7 separate regions of the Homo sapiens genome follow, and all the other regions are linked to region 1. Evidence: chromatin loops called from intact Hi-C (ENCODE). Cell type or tissue: PC-9. All regions are shown on one strand.

Region 1 (4,000 bases):
AGTGTGTTGAGCAGGAAGCATTGAAGAACTTTGAAAGCTTTGCTCTTGAGTCTAGGGATGTGCTGGAGCCAGCTTGAATGACTCAGAAGAACCAAATAGGCATACTACTCTTCCCAGCTCCCCTTTCAGTGAAGCCATGTTGGCTGCTTGAAGTCTGTCATGGTGGGTATGCTGGTACACCACAAATTGGGAAATGCTACCAGCCATGCCCCCACCTTCACAGACACCCAGTATAGCAGCATATCCCTGGGGTATTTTCTGATGTCCCTGTTATGCCATTTCTTGTGGGGCCAAAAGGGCTCAGAATTCACCTCCCCTCTACTCCTGCTCTGAGAAGCCATCATCTAAGTGGGCCTCAATTGTACCTATTTCTATTCGACCTCTAAATTCTCTTGCTCTGTAGCTCTGTGTCTCCTACAAGCATGCCAGTCTGGAACATGACAACTATTTTGAATGTAACTAAAGGTATCACTGAACCAGTTCATTATTTGCAAATTATCTTTCCTTGCATGGAATATTCAGATGCTGGAGTCATTGGGAACAGAGATGGCCAAGCAGCAACTCTGGGTTGTGAACCACATACAGCCCCGCTATTCTTCTATGTCACCGACAGACCCTGAAACAAGGACTATTTTGCTTTGGAGACTAAGCAGCTCCCCACCAGTCAGGAATGACTCTGCTTTTACTTTAGGCTGAGAGGTCAGAAGGATCATGCCCTCAGTATTCTCCTCTCCAAGACAGAGTGTGGCCACTCTCCATCTCAGTCCCTGGAAGTTGTCCAGAGTTCCCTGAGAATCCCTGCTCTGGGACAGAATCACCAAGGCTCATCCTCACCAGCTCCCAACAGGCTCCAGCAGGGCTTTCCTGCCAGGTGCAGGGCACAGGAATGGCTCTGCCTGTCTCTTAGTTAGAGGGAGGCCATGCAATGATGTTTGTATAAGAGGGACTGGGATTCTGGGTCTCCATTAAAGTATTTGATAACATTTTCTTTGTTTTTGTTTTATTTGGCCATCTCACCAATTAGGACAGCAATCCCTTTACAGTTATATTGTTCTTGGCACTTGGGAAGGTTTTTGTGGTTAAGTCACATTAAGAAATTGTGCCTTTTTTTCCTGTTCAGATATAACCCAAGGCAGTGAAAGAAACAACAATAATTTTGAAAGCAGTTACTTATGCATCCTATGATAAAGGTGTTAAGTTTCATTGCCCACATCTAACTTTCAGTCTAGTGGAAATGAAAAGTCACAGTTAGGGGGCATGTGAGCATGCCCTGAGAGAGGCCGATGCCAATTGAGAAGTCTGTGCCAATCCCCAATACTGTGAGATTGAAGGGGAGGGAGAGATGACCTCTCTTTCAGACCATGCTCAACAAGGAGGGAGAGGGATTTTCATCCATGGGAAGCTGAGGAGGAGCAAATCCCAGGGTCCTCTAACTCAGGGTGCGGGAACAAATCCTTGGAGAGGAAAATGGTCCAGTTCAGCTGTCACAGGAGACAGGAGAAAGCACAGTTATCTAATCCACAGTCCCCTGGCTGATTTGCTTCCTTATGATGCTATTTTGTACCAGCATGTCCTCATCTCCCGCTGCTCCTCTGCCTGTTTCAGAATCATCTCTTCCGTGTTTGGTGCTCAGATCAGTGGATGTGCATTGTACAAGCTGATCATTTCCTGTAGCAGCCCCTTTGCTAGTCTTAGCTATATCCATCCTTAGTTTCTACATTAGGTACTGCTCCCTCCACCATTGCTTATTGCCTTGTAAGAGGTTTCATTTTATATATTTCAATTTTACTTTTTATTAATAGACATTTGACTTCATCTTTTGCTGATCTATACTTTTGGGGTAACATTGTCATTTTAGGAGGATGTGTTTGTTTATCTTTAGTGATTCACATTAAATAATCTCTTTATACCTCAACGTCTGTGTTTTCTTACTATTTAAAACCAAATATTATTTTCTTTCATTCCTCTCCTTCTATTCCTCTTTCTTTAGATGGTAGTTTAAGGGAGAAAAAGTTAAACTATAACTGGAGATATTTGTTAAGAGTTTTTCAGAATGACGGTGGGATATTAAGATTTTGGTAACTGAAAGCAATAGTCAGGGTTAGAACTAGTGTTGGTATGATGATTTAGGGAAGCTGCTCATAACACCTGCGGGACGGCACTTGTGGAATATTCTGCCGGCTCACTCAGCAGACACTTCCCAGCGGAAGAAATAATGATGAAACTTCACTTATTGGCCACAAGATGGCACTATGGTCCACTGGGCTCTGGGGAGTCTGGGCGAGCAGTCTAGGAGGGAAAGGGTTAAGAAAAATTAGGGCTTGGATCCCATATTATGCAGATGTTGCAGCAGTTTTCAGTTATTGCTAGGCTACCTACAGCTATGCAAGAGGCGGGAAGTCCCTGTAATCTTTAGTGACATCTACAGTTGAAGAATTTTTGCCTTCGTATCAGGGGCGGGTGCAGAGGAGCAAATGCCTCAGAGGAACATTGGAAATTGTCTGACCAGGCAACAGCTTTAACCTGCTTGAGTGATCTGGGATTCTGCAAGTTCATAAGTCTTACTGATAACATCACCTTGGCTGAGATTCCATTGGACACCAAGTATGTGTTCTCTGGAGGGCAAAAAATATTGAGAAGTTCTAAAACACCTAAGTAAACAGACTACTGAAGGAAAATGTTAGTAGACACATCAAACTGTGCTGTTAGAGCTGAATATAATTGACTAGAAGAATTATCAAAAATAGACTATAAATAAGTCACTACTAAAGTATTTGTGGGCATAGAACAGTGTTTGAGTCTTCTCAGGGTAGATTAAGGAAGAAATTCAGCTATTATCCTCATGACCTTGGCTTGGATGAAAATGCATGGACTCCTCAATTTATTTTCTTGTAAAATGTTACAGAATAATATTGAGCAAACATTTTATTTTTCTCCAGCCTCTATCCCTCTTTAGCACTTACAGGTAGAGCAGACACCTAGACGCAAGGTTTTTTAGTTGGGATCCATTAACTGCAGGACTGGAGATCCACAGCTGGGCTTTACAGGGATTGCAAACCCCACATGCAGGGAACCCCGTGTGTCTGCGCTGTGCCCAACTCCCCTCTGTGAGGCTGCCAAAGGCGGAGGGCCGGGTGTCCCAGGACCCCACTCACAAAGAGGGGAGCAGGCTGCTTGCTGGGCAAAAAAATCACTTCACCAATTGGCCAATCTGTTGAAAGCCAAAAAGAAATGAAAGTCTCAATTGTGAGACTGATGAATGCCCAATTTCCCAAGTTATGAAACGGATAGCAGCTCATGGTTCTCAGAATGATTTCAACAGCATATGAAGATATTTTTAGAGAGCTTTTGTTTGTCTACAGCTTTCCTTGATATTGATCCTCACTTGTTTTTCAGCCCACTCATCACTTGAGCTTATTTTGTGGCCAAATTTCAATGTTGTCTATTTCAGTCACTGAGCACTTCTCACATTCTCCAAATCTTACACAGCTATGTGTGTTCCTGTCTTTTCTTCTTTTTGTGTGATTCATTTTTAAATTGGGCTGTGCAGAATACAAGCATACATTTGTAAATGACTCCCATCTTTTATGCAATTTAGCTGTTTAATTTTTAGTAATACTTTTTATTAAGGTATAATTAATAGAGAGTAAAACACAAATATTAATAGAAGGACATCCTGGTACATTTTGACAAATGCATACGCCAGTGCAATAGTAACTGAAATGATTATAAAAAAAATTTCCGTCACTCAAGAAAGTGTCATCATGCTCCTTTCTAATCAATTTCTATCCCAGGGATAAAAACTTTTCTATGTGTATCACTGTTGAGTAGCTTTGTCTATTCTTGAGCTTCATATAATGGAATCATATTTTTATTGAATTGTTTTTCTCCAAAATTAGTATTTCTGAAGTATATTCATATCGTTGTATCAGTAGGTCATTCTTATGACTAATATTCCATTGCATAAATATACTACAACTTGTTTATCCATGCTCCTGTT
Region 2 (4,000 bases), 140 kb before region 1:
GGCAAGCAGCAGCTCTGGGCCGTGAACCACTTTAGAGTCAGACAATTCTTCAGTGGCACAGACACACCCTTGGGCATGGACTAATTTGCTTTGGAAACTAAGCAGTTCCACACCAGTCACCAATGACCTTGGATCTATTTCCAGCTGAGAGGTCAAAAAGATCACACTACCTAAATGTCCTCCTCTCCAATATATAGTACAGCCCCCGTCCATCTCAGTCCCTGGAGGTCATCCAGAGCTCCCAGAGAATCTCTGCTCTGGGGCAGAATCACCACGTCTCCTCCTCGCCAGCTCCCCACAGGCTCCAGCAAGGCTTTCCTGCCAGGTGCAGGGCATGGGTGTGGCTCTGCTGTCTCTCAGGTAGAGGGAGGCCATACGATGATGTTTGTATAAGAAGGATTGGGTTTCAGAGGTTCCTCTCAAATACTTGACATAATTTTATTTGCTTTTTGTTTCACTCTACAATGTCACCATTTAGGAGAGCAATTATTTTGGTTGCATTATTTATGGAACTTTGAAAGATTTTTGTGGTTAAATTAATTTAAGAAATCATTCCCATTGTGCATCTTTTCTGTTCAGATATAATCTGAGGCAGTGAAAGAAACAGCAATGATTCTGAAAGCAGTCACTTACATGCCCTCTGATAAAGGCATTGTTCAAGGTTCATTACTCACACCTAACTTTCAGTCTACTGGAAATGAAAGGCACAGAGTTGGGGGCCTGTGATCAAGCCACAAGAGAGGACTATACCAGCTACTCTGGGACTTCAGGGCACGAAGAGATGACCTCCCCTTTAGACTCTGCTCAACGACGAAGGAATGAGTTGGTCCATGGGAACCTGAGGAGCAGAAATTCCGGGAGCCTTTAACTGGGACGGAGCAAGGACTGTAGAGCAAGTCATTGGAAAGGGAAATGGTTCATCTGGTCTGTCACAGAAGATAGTGGATAGAAAGGTCATATAATCCCCAGTTCCCTGGCTGATTTGCTTCCTTATGATACTATTTTGCAGCAGCGTACCGTCATCTCACACCACTCCTCTACCTCTTCCAGAATCATCTCCTCCCTCTCTGCTGCTCAGATCAGCACATGTGCATTGCACAAGCTATTCTTTTACTGTAGCAGACCTTTTGCTGGTCTTAATTATATCCATCCTTATTTTCCCATTAGATACTGCTCCCTCCATGATTGCTTATTGCCTTGCAAGGGATCCTTTACCCCCCGCCCCCAGACAGAGTCTCACTCTGTCGCCCAGGCTGGAGTGCAGTGGCGCAATCTCGGCTCACTACAAGCTCTGCCTTCCGGGTTCACGCCATTCTCCTGCCTCAGCCTCCCGAGTAGCGAGTAGCTGGGACTACAGGCGCCCGCCACCACGCCCGGATGATTTTCTGTATTTTTTAGTATAGAGACGGGGTTTCACCGTGTTAGCCAGGATGGTCTCTATCTCCTGACCTCGTGATCCGCCCGCCTTGGCCTCCCAAAGTGCTGGGATTGCAGGCAGAAGCCACTACGCCTGACCAAGGGATCCTATTTTTTATATCCCAGTTTTACTTTTTATTAACACATATCTGACCCCATCTTGAAGGTAATCACATTATCTGCCTAGACTTTTGCTAATCTTTATTTTTATGGTACCATTGTCATTTGGGGGGACATATTTGTTTATCTTTGGTAATGGAAATGAAATTACGTTACACTTCACTTTCTGTGTTTTCTTCCTACTTTAGGGTAAATATTATTTCCTTCTATTCTTCCTATTCTATTCCTCTCTCTTTAGATAGTTTTAAGGGAGAAAATGTCAGTGAGACTGTAACTGCAGCTATGGGGTAAGAATTATTTAGAATGAGGGTGGGATATTAAGCTTGATAACTCAAAGGAACAGTCAGGGTTAAAACTAATGTTGGGATCGGGGTTCAGAGAAGTTGCTTGTAAAACCTGCAGGATGGCACTTCTGGAATAGTCTCCCGGCTCCCTCTGCAGACACTTCCCAGCATCCCTTGGGCCATTTCCCTTGCAAAAGCAATGATGAAATTTCACTTATTGGCCACAAGATGGCACTGTGGTCCACTGGGCTCTAAGAGACTCTGGGGAGAGCCTGGGAGAGCAGCCTAGGAAGGAAAGGGTTAAGAAAAATCAGGGCTGGCATCCAATATCATGCAGATGTTGCAGCAGTTTTCAGTTATTGCTAGACTACCTACAGTTATACAACATACAGGAAATACCTCTAATCTTTAATGAGATCCACAGTTGAAGAAGTTTGGCCTGGCAGCCTTGGTGTCAAGGGCAGGTGCAGACAGAGGAGCAACTATCTCAGAGGAAAATGGGAAAGTGAGGGGTGGGCTGTGGCTTAAGCCCAGTGCGTCTCTGCTGCACCCCATCTTCCCTGCAGCTCTCACCAGGCAACAGCCTCCATGAGAGTAGGTGGATCCTGCCTGAGCCCAGTCAGAATGCCCCAGACTAGGTGAACTCTGTAGGCATGGGGAGTAACACAACAGGCCCACCTTTCACACGTTTCCAAAGTCTAGGCTCCAAGCCTTTTTTTCCCCTTTCCTCTGCAGAGTCCTGCCACTTCTGAAGCCTTGTCCTCACTTTCTGCCTGCCTCTCCCACAGCCCCCATGGAGGCAGGGATCAGCCAGATACCAAGATATCACAGACACACAGGGAAAAAGATCATCCTGAAATTTGCTCAGATTAGGAACCATTATTCAGTGTTCTGTTATCAATAAGACCAAGAATAGGGGCTGAGGCTGATCCATTATTCAGGTAGTATTGGCAGCATGACCAAAGGCGGTGCCAAGGAAGGGTACAATGTCTCTGGAAACAAGCTCAAGCATTTTCCCTCAACCCTGGAGTCTACTAGCACCAGCCAGACCTCTGTACCTCTGTGGCAGTGCATCCGCAGCCCTGCACAGCCAGCTGCTCTCTGCACAAAAAAGGGCAGCCACAGGCTGGAGGTGGGCACTCCTTCCCAAGGCCTCTATCTCAACCAGGAGATAAAGATGCCTTTTTTGAAGCTCTTCTCAGATGTCCCAGCAATGGGCTCCCAGTCTGTGCATCCTCCTGCAGCAGGAACTTCAGTGTGAGCTGAGGTCCATCACTGTGATGTGGATGCACGAATGCAAACAACACTTAATGTTATTTTACTCAATTCAGAATATTCTGGCAGTTGCGTAAAATAGGAATAGTAGCTCCCAAAATGAAATTTGTGTCTCATTTTCTTTATGAGAGAAAAGAAAAAAAAACAGAAAGCAGCTGGGCAGCTTTAACCTGCTTGAGTGATCTGGGATTCTACAAGTCTACAAGTGGTACAAAGAACATCACCTTGGCCTGGATGCCAATGGATACCAAACACTACAAAAAGTATTGAAAACAATTTATAAAAGACCTAAATAAACAATCTACTTATAGGAAATGTTAGTAGATCCATCGCATAGTGCCATTATACCTGACGATGATCAACTAGTGAAATTATTATGTAGAGATTATCAGCTAAGCCTCTACTTATTACCTCTGAGCATAGAGCAGTGTTTGAGCCTTCTGAGGGTATCTTAAGGAAGGAACTTAATTCTTACCATTACTTTGGCTTGGATTAAAATCCATGAGCTTGTCGTTTTTATTGTAAAATATTACAGAATAATAATGATCAAACGTTTTATTTTCCTCTAGCGTTTATTCCTCTTTAGAACGTGCAGGTTGAAGCTCACACACATGAGCAGGGTTCCTTAAGATGAGATCCATTAACTCCAGGACTGGGAGGTACACAGCTGGCCTTCACAGGAAGTGCAAACCCCAAATGCAGTGACCCCTCCTGTGTCTACGCTGTGCCCAATACCCCTCTGTGAGGCTGCCATAAAGGCGGGCAGGCTCCTTGCTTGGCAAAAAAATCAGTTCACCAATTGGCCACTTTGCTGAAGACCAGAATAAAAGGCTAAATTGTGAGAATGATGAATGCCCAATTCCCAAATTGTGAAATGTGTAACAGTTCACGATTCTTGGAATAAT
Region 3 (4,000 bases), 120 kb before region 1:
TTTTGGAGCAAATAAAATTGTGTTGTAGTAATATTCATCCAGTCTCATGATCCTGAAAAAACAAATTATTCAGCATAACCACACTTTCCACAGCCACATTTTTAGAGATTTGATGAGACTGGAACATCATCAAAGATGCTTCTCAGAAATCAACCTAAAAAACTGAAATAAAAATTAGTTAAGCTCAGTAATGGAATCTTATCATCCTTTCTGAGTAAAAGATATTGTGTGTGCAGGAACAGAAAACCAAACACCACATGTTCTCATTCATAAGTGGGAGTTGAACAATGAGAACACATGGACATAGGGAGGGGAACATCACACACCGGGGCCTGTCGGGGGGTTGGGGGAAGGGGAGGGAGAGCATTAGGACAAATCCCTAATGCACGCGGGGCTTAAAGCCTAGATGACAGGTTGATGGGTACAGCAAACCACCGAGGCACATGTATACTTATGTAACAAACCTGCACGTTCTGCACATGTATCCCAGAACTTAAAGTAAAATAAAAAAAAAAAAACCCAAGATATTGTGTGTGTGTGTGTGTGTGTGTGTGTGTGTGTGTGTGTTTGTGTGTGTGTTTGTGTGTGTTTTCTGTGGAGACTCAGCCGCATGGAAATAGTTTCTCAGGGTGGCATTACTAAGAGGTGTTGGGTCATTGGCAGAGCTCCTAGGTACTTCTGGGTAAAGAAAGGAAATATCAGACCCAATTGAATCTGCCTAAGTTATATACAGCTCATAGGGTCGTTTATTTCAAGATTTTTTAAAATTCAGAAATAAATTTGTAAAATTGAAAAATCCTCTTTATAGAATGTGCTATCTAAAATCTGGGAATAATAAATCTAAATATAGGCCAGACGCGGTGGTTTACACCTGTAATCCCAGCACTTTGGGAGGCCGAGGCGGGTGGATCACGAGATCGAGAGATCGAGACCATCCTGGCCAACATGGTGAAACTCCGTCTCTACTAAAAATACAAAAATTAGCTGGGCATGGTGACAGGCACCTGTAGTCCCAGCTGCTCAGGAGGCTGAGGCAGGAGAATGGCTTGAACCCAGGAGGTGGAGGTTGCAGTGAGCTGAGATTGCGCCACTGCACTCCAGCCTGGGTGACAGAGCAAAACAGCGTCTCAAAAAAAAAAAAAAAAAAAAAAAAAAGTCTAAATACAAAGTGTGAAAAGGTGTGGCTCTGATTATTCAAAGGGAGCTCTGGAATGTCGTGTTTCCAGTCTGGATCTGCTTGATATCCTCACACTGTTTCACCCTGTGGCCTGTATAATTCTGGCTCCTCTCTTCCATCTTAGGATACTCATTGCAATGATGTAGCAGCAGTTTATTGTGCAATCAAGATGTGCCCTTTTGTTTTCACTGGCCAAGGGTGAATTTGAAGTTCCACCCTAAGTCAACCCTTCTGGGAAAGCAATAGAGAGTGTGTGTGTGAGAGGGTGTGGGTTGCAGGGGTTGGTGTAGGGGCATCTCTGCTCCTGACTTAGACAATGCTGAGCTCATCAGGTCAGAAGGTGTGAATCCATGAGACTGGAACTTTGGCCACTTGGAGGTGCTGTGGCTCCACAAAGCTGTGGGGAACCCTGGGGAGGGGTGGAGGGTGACCCAGGAGAGGACGGCTGAAGGGAATGCTTGGCTGCGTGCTGGCATCAGGAGGCGGTTGGAATTCAGAGTAGGTCCTGGGACTGCCCAGGGCAAGGTAGGCACACCAGGGACCTCAGTTTGCATCAAGGAGAGAATGTCTTTGCCTCTGCATGGGCAGTGGAGGGTGAAGAGGCTGGGGCAGCAAGGGCTGGGAGTCAGTGCCAAGAAAGTGACAGGGGTTGTCAGAGAAAAATAAGGTGGGATATGGGCATGTGGAGACTGTGTTCCACCTGCCCCACTTTTAATTTCAGGGTTGTGTAGGACAGGAATGGTGCAGGAAGCAGCAGAGCCTGGGGTCTGACAATGGGTAGAGCAGGCAGGGGTGGCCTGCAGGGAGAGTTACTGGGAAAGGCCGGTTTCCCAAGGAAATGCCTGAAACATTCCTGCCCCACTCAGGAAATGACCATGAGGTGGGTGCTGCCAGACAGAGGGGTTCAGGCCCTGCAGAGCTGACAGGCCTTTCCCAGGCACTCCCTGCTGCTTCTACATGTGATCTGCTTTAATGCCCACTGATATCAGGTAGGGTAAATATGATTTTACCTGTTTATACATATGGGGGAAGCAGCTGTCCCTGTTCTCATGTTTAGTAACCGGCTATAGTCAGTTCCTCCAACACCTCTGCACGCCGCCCTGCTCTGTACATGTGTCCTCTCCTCTGGCTTCCTCATTTCAGATCCCCGTTAGCAGGAGGGAAAGATCATGTCTCATATGTGGTCATTAAAACCTCTTCCCCGACAAGCCCAAGGAACTTCCAGGTCAAGCATCTACATTCATCCTTCACTGTAGGAAAGAAAAAGAAATAAAATTTTCTGCACTGTGGACTTTCTGTAACTGATGTAATATACCTTGAGGAAAATGAGCATAAATAGTTGCTATTCATTCATTAATTAATCTTATTCTTTTACTCAATAAACTTTTTGAGGATCCTTCTTTGTATAAGGTATTCTGTGACATAAAATTGAAAAGAAAAAATATTAAGTGGAAAAAATGTTTCTTGCTTTTTAGAGTGTTAAGGTTTGCATTTATTTTTTAAATTGTTTTCTTTATTAAAAATAGTTTACTGATTTCTAAATTATACAAATTTACTTTTTTCTCTTTCTTTGGCTAACTAGTCCCATTTTAGACAGCCATTTAATTTAACTGTGGTAGGAATATGTAATATGAAATATATCTTTTTAACAGATTTTTGTATGTACAATACGGTATTGTAATCTACGGGCAAAAGGTTGTACGGCAATCTCTAGATCTTATTCATCCTCCTTAACTGAAATTGTATACCATTGACAGCAACTCTCCATTTACTCCAATCCCCAGCCCTTGGAAATTACCTTCACCTTTGCTTCCGTTACTTCAATTATTTACGTTCCATCATATAAGCAGAATCATGTGGTATTTGCCTTTCTGTGCCTGGCTTATTCACTTAGTGTAATGTCCTGTGGGTTTATCCACATTGTCATATATGGCTGGATTTTCCTCTTTTTAAATGTTTAAAATACTTCTTTGTATGCATCTAACATGTTTAAGGTCTGAAGTATAAAATGTGTCATATCTGACTGTTTCTATGAAACAGTCTGTCACATGACTGGCAGTCATTTGCAGAACTGCAAGCACTGAGTACACTGATGCACATTCACAGTTCAATTCTGCTTCATGGAGAAGACTTAGAGAAAATATTAATCTAATCATTCATTATCATTTTATGATGCACAAAATAGAAAGCCTTCATTAGGAAAATTTCAATTAATTAGAAATTCAACTATACGAAAACATCTTAACGTGCAAAAGCTATTCTCATTTTACAGGTAGAGGAATTGGCCCATAGTTTAAATTACTTGACCAAATTAAGTAGGAATTAGGATGCAGTACTGGGGTTCTAACCCTGGTCTATCAAAGCCCTGTATTTTATAGCTATATACTATAATCTATTTCATAACAAATGATGCTTATCTTCACAAAAATTCAAATGTTATCTCCTAGGTCCCTTTCAGACCTGCTGGCTCTAATAACATCATAGACAGAAATCAGTTTACCCTGGGCGGGGGGGTGGGAAACAACTATGAATGGGTACCATGACATCAAGCCTGACTCCCATTCTAGCACCAGCTCCTCAAGACGTGAGGCCAGTTCTTGACAGATTTGGCTTAGTTTGTTTTCTGTTTTTTTGTTTTTGTTGTTGTTGTTGTTTGTTTGTTTTAATCTATGAAATGAGACTGCTACTGTCCATCTGCAGGGCTGTGTACAAAATTAAATAGCATAAAGTATCTAGCATGTAGCAGAAATCTAGATATTAGGTTGGTGCAAAACTAATTGAGGTTTTTGCCGTTACTTTTAGTTACTTTTAATGGTAAGAACT
Region 4 (4,000 bases), 110 kb before region 1:
ATAAATGTTTATATTATAATGAGATTGTGGAACATAAGTGACAAATAGATGATTCTAAAAGCTGTCAAAAAGAAAAGATAAATCTCTCCTAGTGGAATAGACTGAAAAAATCAATGAAAGAAAGAGGATCAGAAATAACCATTTAGTAGGAATTATAATCCCCATTCATTAAACACTGAGATGGAGGAAAATATATTTACAAGTGGAAAAATTAAAAAAAAAGACTATGAGTTTTCCAATAAGGTATCTTTTCTGAATTATAGTCAACAAAGGTGGGAAGTGGTCCCAGAAGAAAGGCATGAGGTGCAGCTTGTGAGGGAACCCATGTGTTGGGACAGCCCCGTTGGGCACGTGTGACTGGGGGATGGAGGAGGCTGGGGCATCAATGGGGATGGCATAGGGGACCCTGACTTGCAGGAAAGACAATGAGCTCATCCCTTGGTGCCTTGTGTTGGGGGCGCTGTTGGCACATCCTAGAGAACATGCCCAGCAGACAGAGGAGCGCCTGTGTGGTGAGGAGATAAACTCAGAAATGCAGCATGAGGCCTGTAGCTCCAGACAGCTCTAGAGCACAAAGTGAAGACCGATGCATTGATGTTGTTTAAAGGGAGCTAATAAATATCTAAAGCAGTCATCCAAGTGTGTTCTAATATAAATCCTGTGTTCCTGAGGTTGTGGGGATTGAGAGAGGAAGTGATGTCACTGTGGGTACTGTTCTGTGTCAGGACAAGGACGTCCCTCCTCCTCTGCTCCTGCTCACAGTGACCCTGATCTGGTAAAGCTCCCATCCTGCCCTGACTCTGTCATGGGCACCAGGCTCCTCTGCTGGGCAGCCCTGTGCCTCCTGGGGGCAGGTGAGTCCTCAGACACCAACCAGTCTCATTCTGTGTGTCTGTATGTGTGTGTGTGTGTGTGTGTGTGATGAGTACAACTGTTTTCCTCATCCTGTTCTCAACTTGTGTCTCCGCAGATCACACAGGTGCTGGAGTCTCCCAGACCCCCAGTAACAAGGTCACAGAGAAGGGAAAAGATGTAGAGCTCAGGTGTGATCCAATTTCAGGTCATACTGCCCTTTACTGGTACCGACAAAGCCTGGGGCAGGGCCCAGAGTTTCTAATTTACTTCCAAGGCACGGGTGCGGCAGATGACTCAGGGCTGCCCAAAGATCGGTTCTTTGCAGTCAGGCCTGAGGGATCCGTCTCTACTCTGAAGATCCAGCGCACAGAGCAGGGGGACTCAGCCGCGTATCTCCGTGCCAGCAGCTTAACCACAGCATGACACAATCGCCTCCTTCCTGCTCATAAACCTCCTCCTCTCTCTCCTTGCTTCCTTATGATACTATTTTGCACCAGGGGATCCTCATCTCACACCACTCCACTGCCTCTTCCAGAATCATTGCTTGCATGTCCGCTGCTCAGATCAGCAGATGTGCGTTGTATATGTTAATCATTTTCTGTGGAAGGCTCGTTGCTGGTCTTCATTATCCATCCTTATTTTCCACATTGGATACTGCTCCCTTCAAGATTACTTGTTGCCTACAAAAGATCCTACTTTTTACATTCAAATTTTACTTTTTATTAATACGTATTTGATGCCATCTTGAAGGCAATCTCATTATCATCCTAATCTTTTGCTAATCTTTATGTTTATGGTAACATTGATTGTTATTTTGGGGGACATGTATTTCATCTTTGGTAATGAAATGAAATAACTATGCACTTCAATTCCTGTATGTTCTGCCTACTTAAGAGTAAATCCAATTTTCTTCCATTCCTCCCATTCTATCCCACTCCCTTTATATGATAGTTTTAAGGGAGAAAATATTAATTAGACTCTAACTGCAGCTATGTGATAAGAGTTATTTAGAATGAGGGTGGGATATTAAGCTTTGAGTAAAGCAATAGTCAGGGTTAGAACTAGTGTTGGAATCAGGGTTTAGGGAAGTTGCTCATAAAACCTGCAGGATGACACTTCTAGAATAGTCTCTCACTCACTCTGCAGACACTTCCCAGCATCCCTTGGGCCATTGCAAAAGCAATGATGAAACTTCACGTATTGGCCACAAGATGGCACTGTGGTCCACTGGGATCTAAGGGACTCTGGGGAGAGCCTGGGAGAGCAGCCTAGGAAGGGAAGGGTTAAGAAAAATTAGGGCTGGAATCCAATATTATGCAGATGTTGCAGCAGTTTTCAGTCATTGCTAGGCTACCTACAGCTATGCAAGATGCAGGAAATACCTCTAATCTTTAATGAGATCCACAGTTGAAGAATTTTGGCCTGGCAGCCTTGGTGTCAAGCGCAGGTGCAAGCAGAGGAGCAACTGCCTCAAAGGAACGTGGGAAAGCTAGGGGCGGGCTGTGCCCTAAGCTCAGTATGTCTCTGCTGCACCCCATCTTCCCTGCAGACCTCGCCGGGCAACAGCCTTCATGAGAGGAGGTGGATCCTGCCTGAGACCAGTCAGAAGGCCCTGGACCAGCTGGACTCCGTAGGCATGGGGGGTGACACCACAGGCCCACCAGACTATTCCCTAGGGAGCAGCCTCCGAGCCCCAGCTCACAGTCCTGAGGATCACTGCACTTAGTTGGGCCAGCCCCTCCTCACTCTGACCCTACCATGAACCCCAAACTCTTCTGTGTGACCCTTTGTCTCCTGGGAGCAGATAAGTTCTGGAAACAGCTGCAAAACCCTGTCATGGGTTTGCAATGTCTGGGCTACAAGCCTTTTTTGTCCTTTCTTCTGCAGAGTCCCCCTATTTCTTAAGTCTTGTCTTCACTTTCTGTCTGCCTCTCCAGCAGGCTCTATTGATGCTGGGATCACCCAGATGCCAAGATATCACATTGTACAGAAGAAAGAGATGATCCTGGAATGTGCTCAGGTTAGGAACAGTGTTCTGATATCGACAAGACCCAAGACGGGGGCTGAAGCTTATCCACTATTCAGGCAGTGGTCACAGCAGGACCAAAGTTGATGTCACAGAGGGGTACTGTGTCTCTTGAAACAAGCTTGAGCATTTCCCCAATCCTGGCATCCACCAGCACCAGCCAGACCTATCTGTACCACTGTGGCAGCACATCCGCAGCCCTGCACAGCCAGCTGCCCTCTGCACAAAAAGGGCAGTCACAGGCTGGAGGTGGGCACTCCTTATGGAAGCCCGTGTCTCAACCAGAAGAAAAAGCTGCCCTTTCTGAAGCTCTTCCCAGACTTCCCAGCAATGGGATCTCATTCTATGTGTGCTCCTGCAGCATAAAACTTAGAGTGAGCTGGGTCTGTCACTGTAGTGCGGATGTGTAAATGCAAACAACGTAATGTTATTTTGCTCAATTTGGAATATTCTGGTAATTGTGCAAAGGAATGGTAGCTTCTAACAAGAAATTCATATTTCACTTTCTTTTCAGGAGAGAAGAAAAAAGCAGAAAGCAGCTGGGAAGCTTTAGCCTGCTTGAGTGATCTGGGATTCTCAGGTAGCATACATAACATCACCTTGGCTTTGGTTCCTTTAGATACCAAGCATGTGTTCTGTGGAGGACAAGAAAATCCATTTTTTTTGTTATAAAGTTATAAACACACAAGAGAACAATCCAGTTAGGGAGAATGTTAATAAATACAACAAACTCTGCCATTAGACCTGAAGATAATCAGCTAGTAGAATTATCAAAGAGATTGTAAGACTCTTACTGAGTACCTGTTTGAGGTCCTCTGAGGATAGATGAAGGAAGGAACTTAATTCTTACCATCACTGTGGCTTGGATTAGAATCCATGAGTTCCTTAACTTGTTTTTCTTGTAAAATATTATAAAATAATATAGAACACACATTTTATTTTCCTGTAGCCTGTAGTCCTCTTTAGCACCTAAAGGGAGAAGCGCATATCCCGGTGCAAAAGGGAGCTGGTTGCTTGCTTGGCAAAAAAATGAATTCACCAATTGGCCAATCTGCTGAAAGTCAAAATGAAAGGCTAATATATGAGACTGATGACAGTTCATGGTTCTTGGTATAACTT
Region 5 (4,000 bases), 75 kb before region 1:
TTAGAAGGCTTATGTAATGATCAGGCTAGCTTTGATGAAGGAATTTGGGACTCAGGGTGAGAAGACAAGATAAGTTAGTAGACAATAAAATGAGTTGATTTATTCTGTAGTAGTTGGGAACTTGTTTAAAAAAATGGAGAAAGAAATTGTTGAAAACCCTAACTCCCTCAAGAGGTCTGGGAATCCTGTAGCTTACATGGAATAGAAACTGAAAGGGAATCGCTTGAACCCAGGAGGCGGAGGTTGCGGTGAGCAGAGAACATGCCATTCCACTCCAGCTTGGGTGACAAGAGCGAAACTACATCTCAAAAAAAAAGCATGATCAAATTTGAATCATAGCCAAATCTTACAAAAATTTTATGTGAAATATTTAATTTTGCCAAAAAAAAAATTGATGCAATGACCTCTACCCTTGTTCACCTTTTTTTATCTTCACTATGTCACAGAGAGTTTGGCACATAATAGATGATAAGTAAATTTATTTTGACTCTATTGAGTAAATGACAATAATATTTCACATTCTCTCAATATAATAGTTGAATTCTATGTGTACTTTCTTACTTAGCAGAGTTTCACTTCAAAAGGGGCTTCGTCCTCCACATGAAATACAACAGAGAGTCATTATGGCTAGTCTCAATTTTCCATACAACTTCTGCAATATTCCAAGCAAATGTGTTTCCCCAGTCAGGATTAATGACCAATGTTACACAGTATCCTAACCACATCTAAAGCTGGAATTTGCAAACATCCTTTTGGAACAAAGAAATTTATGTTATAATAGTATTTATCCAGTCTCATGATCTGGTAAAATAAATTCTTCACCACAACCACATTTTCCCAAAACCACATTTTTTGAGGCTGGAAACATCATCATCTCAGAAAGCACCCTAAAACACTGTAAGAAAAATTCACCGTGCTCGGTAATAGAATCTTATCATCCTTGCAATAAGAAGATACCGTGTGTATGAGTGCGAGTGTGAGAGTGTGCATGTGTTTATATGTGTGAGTGTGTACACGTGTGTGTGTGCATTTTCTCATGGAGACTCATCCACATGAAAATAGTTTCTCTTTGGATTTCATTACTAAGAGGCACTGGGTGATTGGTGGAGCTCATAGGCAGTTCTGGGGAGTGACAGGAAATGTCAGACCACTCAATCTGCCTAAGTTATAGCTGATAGGGTTGTTTATTTCAAGACTTTCTATAAATTAAGAATTAAATATGAAAAAGCCCAGAGACCTCCATTATAAAATGCACTATCTAAAATTCTGTAAATAATCCAAGTACAAAATATGAAGAGATATGTGTCTGATCAATCAAAAGGAGACATGGAATATCGCGTTTCCAGGCTGGATCTGTTTGATCTCTTCAAGCTGTTTTACTTTATGCCCTGTGTTATTCAGGGTTCTCTCTTTCATCTTATCATATGAATTGCAATTATGTAACATTTATCAGCAATCAAAATATTGGTTAATGCACCCTTTTGTCTCCACTGGCTAAGGGTGGATTTGAAGATCAACCCTAAATTGGCCTGCTTGGGAAAGCATTGAGGTTGTGTGTGTGAGAGGGTAGGGTTTGTAGGAGCGGAGATGCGGGAATCCCTGTTCCTGATTTGGACAATCTTGAGCACATCAGTTCAGAAAGTGTGAATCCATGAGACTCTGGACAGTTGGCCACGTGGAGGCACTGTGGCTTCACAATGCAGTGGGGAACCTTGGAGAGCGGTGGGAGGGTGACCCAGGAGAGGAGGGCTGAAGGGAAGCCTGGTTGTCTGCTGGCATCAGCAGGGCAATCTGAGTTCAGAGTGGATCCTGAGTTAAATACTGCCAGAGAAGGGTAGGGGTGCCAAAGGCCTCAATTTGCCCCAAGGAAAAAGTGTCTCTGTGTCTGTATGGACAGTGGAGGGTGCTGAGGCTGGGGTGTCAAGGGCTGGGGAATGCTTCTCAGGACAGGGACAGGGTGGGCAGGCATAGGAAAATAGGGGTTGTTGTGAGCATGTGGGCACTGTGCTGCACCTGCCCCACCTTTCGTTTAGGGGCCCTGCAGACCAGGAATGGAACATGGAATAGCAGAGCCTGAGGCCTGCCTAAGTATGCAGTGAGCTCACAGTGTCCTGCAGGGCCAGTAACTGGAAAGGCCAGTTTCCTATGGAAATGCCAGAAATATTCCTGCCCTGACTGAGGTTCAGGATCTGGTGGCAGCCTTTCCCAGGCACTCTCTGCTGCTTCTTTTTTTTTTTTTTTGAGGGCATCTTGCTTTGCTCTGTCACCAAGGCTGGAGTACAGTGGCTTGATCTCAGCTCACTGCAGCCTCTGCCTCCTGGGTTCAAATGATTCTCCTGTCTCGGCCTCCTAAGTAGCTGGGATTACAGGCACCCACCACAACGCCTGGCTAATTTTTTGTATTTTTAATAAAGATGGGGTTTCGCCATGTTGGCCAGGCTGGTCTCAAACTCTTGACTTCAAACAATCTGCCTGCCTCGGCCTCCCAAAGTGCTGGGATTACAAGTGTGAGCCACTGTGCCCGGCCCCTCTGCTGCTTCTTTATGTGACCTGTTTTAATTCTGACAGAAATCATTCAAAATAAGTATTATCTTACCTGTTTATACATTTGACTGAAGCAGCTTTCCTGGGTCTCACATACGCTTAGATGGAAGAAACCAGACCTGGCATTGGATAGATCAGTAGTAGTGTGACAGTAGTTAACATCAGCCAATTATGCGTTTCAAAATAGTGAGAAGAGAATAATTCAAATGTTCCTAGTCTAAAGAAAAGATAAATATTTAAGATAATGCCTATCCCAATGACCATGATTTGATTATACAAATGTATCAATGATCATATCTACCTAAAAAATATGTACATCTAATATACATCAATAAATAGTGAATTAAAAAAAAGATAACTGGCTGAAGCCTGTTCCTCCAACACCTCTATCCACTGTTCCCACTCTGTAGATTTGTCCTCTCACCTGGCCTTCCGTTTCCAGGTCCCCATTAGCAGGAGGGGAAGATTATGCCACATATGTGATCATTATAGCCTCTCCACTGACAAGTCCAAGGAGGATATGACTTCCAGGCAAAACATCTTTTCATCTTTCATTGTGACAAAAATCAAGGTTCAGTTTTCTCCACTATAGCAGTTCTATGGGTGAGGCCATGTGATTGCTTTTATGGAGGCTGTGTGAGGAGGGAGGTTTCTCAGCTGCACAGCAAGGAAATAAGATGTTGTTTAAGGAAAGCACAGTCTTCCAGTACCTGATGCAATTTACCATGAGGGAAAAGACACAAATAATTGCTATTCATTAGTTAATTTTATTATTTTTTAATAAGACACAAAGTCATCTAAAATGCAAAGATAGTAGTCTGATAATTAGGTAAAACTAACATAAATGGTTGTGTCTTAAGGGAAAGTAAAAATGTTGCCCCTTACAGCACTTCCTGGTTGATACTGAGTCTGATATGCAAGAAGGTGTGATGCTCCCAGAAAGCTGTGAATTCAGAGCAATCAGCAATCCCACAAAAGAGCTGATAGAAGAATGGGCGGTTTTATTAGAAAGAAGAGGAGCCTCTAGTGCCTTCCACGACATCCTCACTGCCCACCTCTGATTTCAGGCTTGCTGTAGTGGACAGTTGTGTGCAAGTCCCCATTCGCCTCGATCTGGCAGTGCCCTTCCACAGGTGCATGCTGGGAGTCTCTCTGCTTCTTCCCCAGGGCTGTTCCATGATATTATCTGAGCCCACCTGGCCTGTACTCAAAGACAGCCAGAGCTCCTGATGCCCCTGCTGAGACAGAGGACTAATGCTCCAGCCTGCCCATTCATGCAGAAACTTCAGACAGCATTCTGTGTGCTCCTGAGAGGCCCTGATGGATTCCATCTCCTATTGCTCCAACACAAACTCTTTTGTTGTTTGTGCACTTTTATCCTGGCTTCTTCCTTCCCTATTTTATGTTTCGTTCCTACTTCTTCTTCCTGGAATCATTTCCCGAATAAGCTACATGC
Region 6 (4,000 bases), 290 kb after region 1:
CGAGTCAGATCTCCTGGGACAGGGCCCAACAAACAGCATATTTTTTTATTTGAGATAGGGTCTTGCTCTGTTGCCCAGGCTGAAGTGCAATGGCATGATCACTGCTCACTGCAGCCTTGACCTCCCAAGCTCAAGTGATCCTCCCACCTCAGCCTCCCAAGTAGCTAGGACCACAGGCGCACACCACAAACCCAGCTAATATTATTATTATTTGTAGAGATGGCAACCTCATATGTCGCTCAGGCTGGTCTCAAACTCCTAGGCTAAAGTGATCGCCTGCCCCTTTGCCTCCCAAGGTGCTGGGATTACAGGCGTGAGCCACCACACCCAGACAGCAACCTGCATTTTAACATATCTTCCAGGTCTTCTGATGCCCGCTGAAAACTTGAGATTGGATACGGTAATGACATCCTTAGGCCAGTATTGAAACCGCCATTGCAAAATTGTAACTGAGACAGTGAAACAGATCTGACCCAACCAACTCTATCTTGCGGTTTTTTTTGTTTTTGGTTTTGTTTTTTTTTTTTTTTTTTGGAGCCGGAGTCTCAATCTGTTGCCAGGCTGGAGTGCAGTGGCTCGATCTTGGCTCACTGCTACCTCCACCTCCCAGGTTCAAGTGATTCCCCTGCCTCAGCCTCCCCAGTAGCTGGAACTACAGGTGCACACCACCATGCCTGGCTAATTTTTTGTATTTTAGTAGAGGCGGGGTTTCACCATGTTGGCCGGGCTGGTCTCAAACTCCTGACCTCATGATCCACCTGCCTCTGCCTACCAAAGTACTGGGATTATGGGCGTGAACAACCGCGCCTGGCCTCCATCTTGCTTTTAACCTCCAAGCTGTCCTTATTCCTTCCCCAGCATAGGCTGAACTAACTTTGGGAAGAACTTAGTTTCTAGTTTGAAACAAAGACGGTAACAGTCCTTGCCCAAAACAAACCTCCTTTTTGCCTGGAGACTAGACTGTCTTATAGGACTAACAAATTTGCCAAAAGATTAGAAATTATGGTTTAGGAGTCACGTAGCTGGAGTCTGCAAGATTCCAAACCTCCCCAAATTGCTCCTGGGGATAACGTCACTATTGTAAAACCTAAGATCAGTGCTTGAGATATTTTAAAGACCCTGCACTTGATGCATCAGCTGGCACAACGCAGATCGATAAACTAGTTCATCTGATCTTGTGGCCCCCACTCAGGAACCGACTCAGCACAAGAAAGCAGCTGGGGTTTCATCTCCAACCCAACGGATCAGCACTCCCGACTCACTGCTTTCCCCTCCGCCCACCAAATTATCCTCTAAAACTCGGATCCTCGAATTCCCGGGGAGACGGCAAGATTTGATTTGAGTAATAGTAAAACTCCAGTCTCCCACACAGTCTGCTCTGGGTGAATTACTCTTTCTCTATGTCAATTCCCCTGTCTTGATAAATCGGTTCTGTCTATACAGCAGGCAAGGTGAACCTATTGGGCAGTTACGATATCTCTCTGAAAACAAGTCACTATTTTTTGTTTGTTTTTGTTTTTGTTTTGTTTTTGAGACAGAGTCTCTCTCTGTCGCCAGGCTGGAGTGCAATGGTGCGATCTCGGCTCACTGCAACCTCCGCCTCCCGGGTTCAAGCTATTCTCCTGCCTCAGCCTCCCAAGTAGCTGGGATTACAGGCAAGCGCCACCACGCCCGGCTAATTTTTTGTATTTTTAGTAGAGACAGGGTTTCACCATGTTAGCCAGGCTGGTCTCGAACTCCTGACCTCAGGTGATCCACCCGCGTCCGCCTCCCAAAGTGCTGGGATTACAGACGTGAGCCACCGCGCCCGGCTTCAGTCACTAACATTTTTACTGACTCTTCTGGCACCATGATTAACCCCGACACGCACTATCGCATGCAATTCTCACAACCCCATGAGGTAGGTATTATTATTGCTCCTAGCTTACAGATAAAGAGACAGAGTTTAAGAGGTTTAGCCACGCTACGGGGCTGCTGGGAGCCCGGCAGTCTGGCCACAGGAGGTCGGTTTCACGGAAGGGCAGGATGTGGCGGCATCTCCTGAATTTAAGGAGTCTTGGGGGCGCGGTGCTTCTCTGTCATTGGGCAACTCATTTTAGCCTCTTGGGGTTTCAGTTCCTCAACTGAGAACAAGGAATTTAGGTTGAAATGAACATGCTGGAAAGCTTTCAAGAATTGCACACGTGAAATGCTCTTTGCGTGTCTCCCGGTCTCCCACCCGCCCCCGACACAGAGGCGCAGGAGTAACCCTGCTCCCTTCCGCGTCCTCGCCCCACCACGAGCTGCGCATTCTTCTCGCCCCCTCAAGTGGCCGAGCTCAGATTGCAGTTACTTAGGTCTAAAAAAATAAGGAAAGGCTGCCCCCTGCTGCCCACATGGATGCATGACCCCAACCTGATACCTGCCTAACTGGTCTTCCTAGCTTTTATGGAAAAAACGCTGCATATGAGCTTGGGCATACCGTCCAGAGAGGCAAAACTGGGACAAACTCCATCGGAATTCTAAAAAACCATGATGCCAAGACAGAGTGGCATTATTATTTATAAGGCCAGTAGGGATGAGGGCCCCCACTAGGTGATTAAAAGACACTAACTTAGAGGATGAATTATTGATAAGTAAACGAGGTGAGTAAGGCAGGAAAACATGCAGAAATAGATCAAAATAAACTGAATATTTCAATTAGGAAAGGTACTGGCAAGAGGCTTTGACACAATCCAATGGATGAAAGCAATCAACTTTTTTTTTTTTTTTTTTTTGACAGAGTCTCACTCTGTCGCCCAGGCTGGAGTGCAGTGACTCAATCTCGGCTCACTGCAACCTCCACCTCATGGGTTCAAGCGATTCTCCTCCCTCAGCCTCCCGAGTAGCTGGGACTACAGGCGCACACCACCATGCCCGGCTAATTTTTTTGTATTTTTAGTAGAGACAGGGTTTCACCGTGTTAGCCAGGATGGTCTCGAACTCCTGACCTCATGATTCGCCCTCCTCGGCCTCCCAAAGTGCTGAGATTACAGGCGTGAGCCACTGCACCTGGCTGCAATCAACTTTTTATGCAGGCATTTGGTAGCATGTTGCGAGGTCCATCACTATTAATGCCGTGAATATACCAAATCCTCTTTTTCTTTCTTCCCTAAGTTCTAAGGGCCATGCCCTGGCACCAAACTTATGGCAGTCCTAGACTACCCTCTGATGTTCACCATGGCTTACCTCTGCCCTGTTCTAGTTGGGGACAAGCTGTGGGTCCCAAGCCTGGCATTGTAACAGAAACGCCCAGGGTAATTTTCTGTTTGTTTATTTAAATAAATAAATAAGTAAACTCAGTCTTGGAGATTTTAACTCAATAGGTCATGAAGACTACTCAGAAATCTACATTTTTCACAGTTGTCCAAGTGATTAAGTCCTCACTGAGCAAATTCAGGACAAGGAAACAACTTCTTACATAAATTCTACATAACTTCATACATAACTTCACACATAAACTTCTTTGGCAAAAAAAATGACTTTGTAAATTAAACAAGTAGGTTTTTAAAGTAGCATATTTTATTTAAAGCCAAATTTTCTTGATTTTTAAAATTAACTTAAGTTTGACTTTCAATAGACAATAGAGCTATATGACTCTAAAATGGAAACAACCCAGTAACGTTGACACTGGGAAATGTAACTTTTACTTCCGCTCTGTTTCTGTCTACTCCACCCATTCTTTCTTTTCTTTTTTTTTTTTTTTTTTTTTTTTTTTGTTTTGATAGAGTCTCACCGTGTCGCCCAGGCTGGAGTACAGTGGCGTGATCTTGGCTCACTGGAACCTCCGCCTCCTGGGTTCAAGTGATTCTTCTACCTCAGCAGCCTCTCAAGTAGCTGGGATTATAGTCACCTGCCACCACGCCCAGCTAATTTTTTTTTTTTTTTTTTTTTGTACTTTCAGTGAAGATGGGGTTTTGCTGTGTTGGTCAGGCTGGTCTCGAACTCCTGGCCTCAGGTGATCTGCCTGCCTTGGCCTTCC
Region 7 (4,000 bases), 91 kb after region 1:
GGCAAATATTGAGGCTCCATTGTGAAGAGAATGTCCATGTCAGATTTAAGTACAAAAGATTAAAGTTGATGCATTACTATTGCAGGAAAATGATACCTGTGAGAATTTCCAAAAGCCAGATTTTGTATTGTGTGGCTGGCTGAGTAATACCCCTCCCCACAAAGACATTCACATCCTAATCCCTGGGATCTGCCTCTGTTACCTTAGATGGTGAGAGTAGACTTTACAGATGTGATGAAGTTAAGGATCTGGAGATAAGGAGATTATTTTGGATTAGCCTGGTGGCCCTCAATGCAATTACATGTGTCCTTATAAGAGATAGCCAGGGGGAGATCAGACACAAATGGAGAAGAGAAGGCAATGTGACCACAGGAGAAGAGATTAGAGTGAGGTGAACACAAGCCAAGGAGTGAGGCAGCCACTAGAAACAGAGGCAAGGAACGAATCCTCTCCTATAGCCTCCAGGGGGAATACGGTCCTGATGACACCTGGATTTTGGTCCATTGATACTGATTTTGGACTTTTCCAGAACTGTGAGAATAAATCTCTGTCATTGTAAACCAGCAACTTTGTGGTAATTTTTATAGCAGCCACTCAAAATTAACACACTCCAATATGTCCAGTTAACCTGAGACTAGGCCAAGAAACTCATGTTCTTATAATATTTTCTGCAAACCTTGCTGTCATGTTTTTATCTGACACCCATCTCAAACTATAATGAAAGAAAATAATTTTGAGACTTCAATGTCCCCCTGTCTGGGGTGTGCCTTCCATAGTTCATTGGAAAAGTCTAGTCTCCTTTCAAGATTTTATTCCAGCAGTACCTCCTCTTGAAAGAATTTAAGGCATTGTTTTATGTTCTCAGTGCACATACTAAAAAGAAAAAGACAAAGACTCATGTCTACTTGATGTTTACATTTTTGCGGGGAGGGAGAGACAGAGATAAACAAATAAGTAAGGCATATAGTGTATTAGCAGGTGATACCTGCAATGCAGAAAAGAAAAGGCAGACTAAGGTGAGGGAGACCAGGACTGTCAGAGTAAGGAGCGTTGAAATGACAATACATTGTTCAGAGTAGGGCCCAATGAGGAAGTGACCTTTGAGCAAAGATTTCAAGGAGATGAAGGAAAGAGACATGTAGGTATCTGGGGGAAAAGAATTCCAGGCAGAGGGAGGAGCCAGTACAAATACCCTAAAAAAATATTTTAGGACCAATGAGGAGGCCCATATGACTGAAAAATTAAGGAAGGGAGTGGTAGGCTTTATTTCCAAGCGGTAATGGGGCAGGATGGATCATTTAAGACCTTGATGGCCTTAAGTGCTTTGTTGTTTTGTTTTCTTATTCCAAATAAAACTGGGAGCTAGTAGATGATTTGGAGATGAGTGACATGATCTAGCATGTTCTAGAGGGCTGAGTTTGAGAGCTAGTTCAGAAGTAGGTGAAAGCAGGGAGATCAGTTAGGAATCTATTGCAGTAATCCAGGAAAAAGATGATGGTGGCCTTGTCCTGAGGGTTAGCAAAGAAGGTGATGAAAAAATGGATGGATTCTGAGTGTATTTTCATGATAGAGCCAGTTGAATTTCCTAATGGATTGGCTATAGGGTGGGATAGAAAAAGAGGATTTGGGAACCACTCTAAGGTTTTCAGCTGGAAGGCTGTTGGTGGAGTAAAGTTGAGGATAATCTTTCATGTTTAGAGCATGCTGTTTGAGAGTGGTGGGGGGAAAATGTTGATTGGAGTGCATTAGAGAGATAATGGGAAAAGAGAATTTGGAGGTAAGTATTGATCATTAGCAATAGCAACAATAGCTACCGTAGATTAAAATGCCCCACAGTCTATGGGGATGTGATACATGAGGGAAGACAGGGCCAGATGGGATGAGGTAGGATCCAGACATCAGACTCAGGAGCTACGAGTGGTATATATAAGGTTAACACCTAGTCAAATGCATAAACAGGTTGATTTTAATTGATGTCAGTTTTTCTCCATTGCCCCCTCTAGAGGCAATCTTCTTCAGAGAACCCTGGCTAGGTCTTCTATGTTTCATGTCCGTAGAGGGAGCTCCTGAGACTGTGGACATTGGCTAATATGCTGATGTCACTGGAGGCCACATCTTACAGGGCCAAGAGACAGATTTGCTTTCCTTTTTCTCATGCTTGTAAGCTCCTTCATCTGGAAATGTGATTTACCTGGGTCCTGCCATGGTTTCCAGGCTTCTCAGTTTAGTGTCCCTTTGTCTCCTGGGAGCAAGTGAGTCTTCAGGTACTTAAATATCTGTGCTGTACCCTATCCCAGTCTATTCATGTCATGTATTCTGTTTTTGTCTCTTCCCACAGAGCACATAGAAGCTGGAGTTACTCAGTTCCCCAGCCACAGCGTAATAGAGAAGGGCCAGACTGTGACTCTGAGATGTGACCCAATTTCTGGACATGATAATCTTTATTGGTATCGACGTGTTATGGGAAAAGAAATAAAATTTCTGTTACATTTTGTGAAAGAGTCTAAACAGGATGAGTCCGGTATGCCCAACAATCGATTCTTAGCTGAAAGGACTGGAGGGACGTATTCTACTCTGAAGGTGCAGCCTGCAGAACTGGAGGATTCTGGAGTTTATTTCTGTGCCAGCAGCCAAGACACAGTGCTTCACAGTCGTGCCCTTGCTGTGCAAAACCATAGCCTTCTCCTCTCAACTCACAGCTGCCCAAAAGGAAGGCTTTCCCTGTGCCTTCTCCCCCAAGGGAGGGGAGATAAAGAACCAGAATTAACTCATGAAATACAAGAGTATTCCAAGAAGATTTGGGTGAAAATACTTGTGGTTTGGGGGATCTCTGAAGTTTTTTAAACAGAACTCAAACTATGTGTTTCTCATATTTATTTTTATTTTTTAAAGTGTATGTTGCCCTGGTTATAAAGCAGACTTCTTGCCTATCTTGCTGCTCTGAAAGGTTTGTGACTCTGACTGTGAGGCCACATCTTTATATCCCTTCTTATAGTAAGAGAAACAAGTCTTTCTGATGAAAATAAAAATAGTGAATAAAAATGCATTTACTACTGGCTTTTAGGATGCTCAATGATGATGCTAGCAATGGTGGTAGTGGTGACGTTGGTAATGGTGGTGATGAGTTTAGGTTGCTTTTGTCTAGCATTTATAAATTTCCAACCACTTTAAAACAATCTCATTTTAGAGTGGAATAGCTAAGTCCATTATCAGAGGTTAATGCTAATTTTCTGTTCACATAGGGTCTGAGTTTTTAATGTAAAAAATATAGTTAGCACTATAAATAGATATCTGTCAGCCGATACAGAACATTTTTTAAGATCACTTCCAGTTGCTGCAATAGGAATATGTATTCCTATTTTTTTTCTTTTTTCTTTTTCTTTTTTTGAGACGAAGTCTTGCTCTGTCGCCCAGGCTGGAGTGCAGTGGCAAAATCTCAGCTCACTGCAACTTCTGCCTCCTGGGTTTAAGCGATTCTCCTGCCTCAGCCTACCAAGTAGCTGGGATTACAGGTGCCTGCCACCATGCCTGGCTATTTGTTGTATTTTTAGTAGAGACGGGATTTCACCATGTTGGCCAGGCTGGTCTTGAACTCCTGACCTCAAGTGATCTGCCTGCCTCAGCCTCCCAAAGTGCTGGGTTTACAGGTGTGAGCTACTGTGCCCGGCCTTTTTTTCTTTTTGAGACAGGGTTTCATTCTGTCACCCCGGCTGGAGTGCCATGGCAGTGTGATCACGGCTCACTACAGCCTCGACTTCCTGGGCTCAAGCAGTCCTCCTGCCTCAGGCTCCCTAGTAGATGGGACTATAGGTGTGCATGACCACACCCAGCTAATTTTTGCATTTTTTGTAGGGACAGGTCTCACTATGTTGCCCAGGCTGGTCCTAAACTTCTTGGCTCAAGTGATCTTCCTGCCTTGGCCTCCCAAAATGCTGGGATTATAGGCATAAGACACCATGCCTGGCCTGGAATATGTAATTTTTAATGAGACCTAATGGTA

What was found. A loop is a pair of places that touch in the nucleus more often than their neighbours do. Peaks named below come from ENCODE experiments on the same cell type or tissue, not always from the same donor. Only the 100,000 strongest peaks of a DNase experiment are listed, where the experiment ranks them.
Region 2: a loop joins it to region 1, with 8 times the contacts of the local background. A loop is called at or near these places in 10 of 110 quality-filtered maps.
Region 3: it touches region 1 in a loop (9-fold over the local background); 11 of 110 quality-filtered maps call a loop at or near these places.
Region 4: a loop joins it to region 1, with 4 times the contacts of the local background. A loop is called at or near these places in 13 of 110 quality-filtered maps.
Region 5: it touches region 1 in a loop (8-fold over the local background); 10 of 110 quality-filtered maps call a loop at or near these places.
Region 6: a loop joins it to region 1, with 17 times the contacts of the local background. A loop is called at or near these places in 4 of 110 quality-filtered maps.
Region 7: a loop joins it to region 1, with 2.3 times the contacts of the local background. A loop is called at or near these places in 3 of 110 quality-filtered maps.

The regions. Positions count from the first base shown.
Region 1 is chr7:142,494,450-142,498,449 of GRCh38, forward strand. It overlaps TRB. Among named protein-coding and RNA genes, the nearest start is that of MIR11400, 22 kb to the left of the region's middle. In PC-9, CTCF peaks have their summits at 2,235 (motif pointing right), 2,438, 3,679 and 3,913; a DNase peak (open chromatin) is centred at 2,482; H3K4me3 peaks cover 398 bases; H3K27ac peaks cover 2,006 bases.
Region 2 is chr7:142,356,023-142,360,022 of GRCh38, forward strand. It overlaps TRB and the pseudogene TRBV8-1. Among named protein-coding and RNA genes, the nearest start is that of PRSS58, 100 kb to the left of the region's middle. In PC-9, CTCF peaks have their summits at 2,047 (motif pointing right) and 2,263; a DNase peak (open chromatin) is centred at 2,139; H3K4me3 peaks cover 342 bases; H3K27ac peaks cover 647 bases.
Region 3 is chr7:142,374,533-142,378,532 of GRCh38, forward strand. It overlaps TRB. Among named protein-coding and RNA genes, the nearest start is that of MIR11400, 98 kb to the right of the region's middle. In PC-9, CTCF peaks have their summits at 1,549 (motif pointing right) and 1,754; a DNase peak (open chromatin) is centred at 1,269; H3K4me3 peaks cover 591 bases; H3K27ac peaks cover 2,718 bases.
Region 4 is chr7:142,383,574-142,387,573 of GRCh38, forward strand. It overlaps TRB, TRBV7-3 and the pseudogene TRBV8-2. Among named protein-coding and RNA genes, the nearest start is that of MIR11400, 89 kb to the right of the region's middle. In PC-9, CTCF peaks have their summits at 2,112 (motif pointing right) and 2,311; a DNase peak (open chromatin) is centred at 2,138.
Region 5 is chr7:142,419,055-142,423,054 of GRCh38, forward strand. It overlaps TRB. Among named protein-coding and RNA genes, the nearest start is that of MIR11400, 53 kb to the right of the region's middle. In PC-9, CTCF peaks have their summits at 1,706 (motif pointing right) and 1,913 (motif pointing right); DNase peaks (open chromatin) are centred at 1,677 and 2,127; H3K27ac peaks cover 849 bases.
Region 6 is chr7:142,781,139-142,785,138 of GRCh38, forward strand. It overlaps TRB. Among named protein-coding and RNA genes, the nearest start is that of PRSS2, 12 kb to the left of the region's middle. In PC-9, a CTCF peak has its summit at 2,348 (motif pointing left); a DNase peak (open chromatin) is centred at 2,383; H3K4me3 peaks cover 568 bases.
Region 7 is chr7:142,585,724-142,589,723 of GRCh38, forward strand. It overlaps TRB and TRBV14. Among named protein-coding and RNA genes, the nearest start is that of MIR11400, 110 kb to the left of the region's middle. In PC-9, CTCF peaks have their summits at 2,033 (motif pointing left) and 2,234; a DNase peak (open chromatin) is centred at 2,068; H3K27ac peaks cover 338 bases.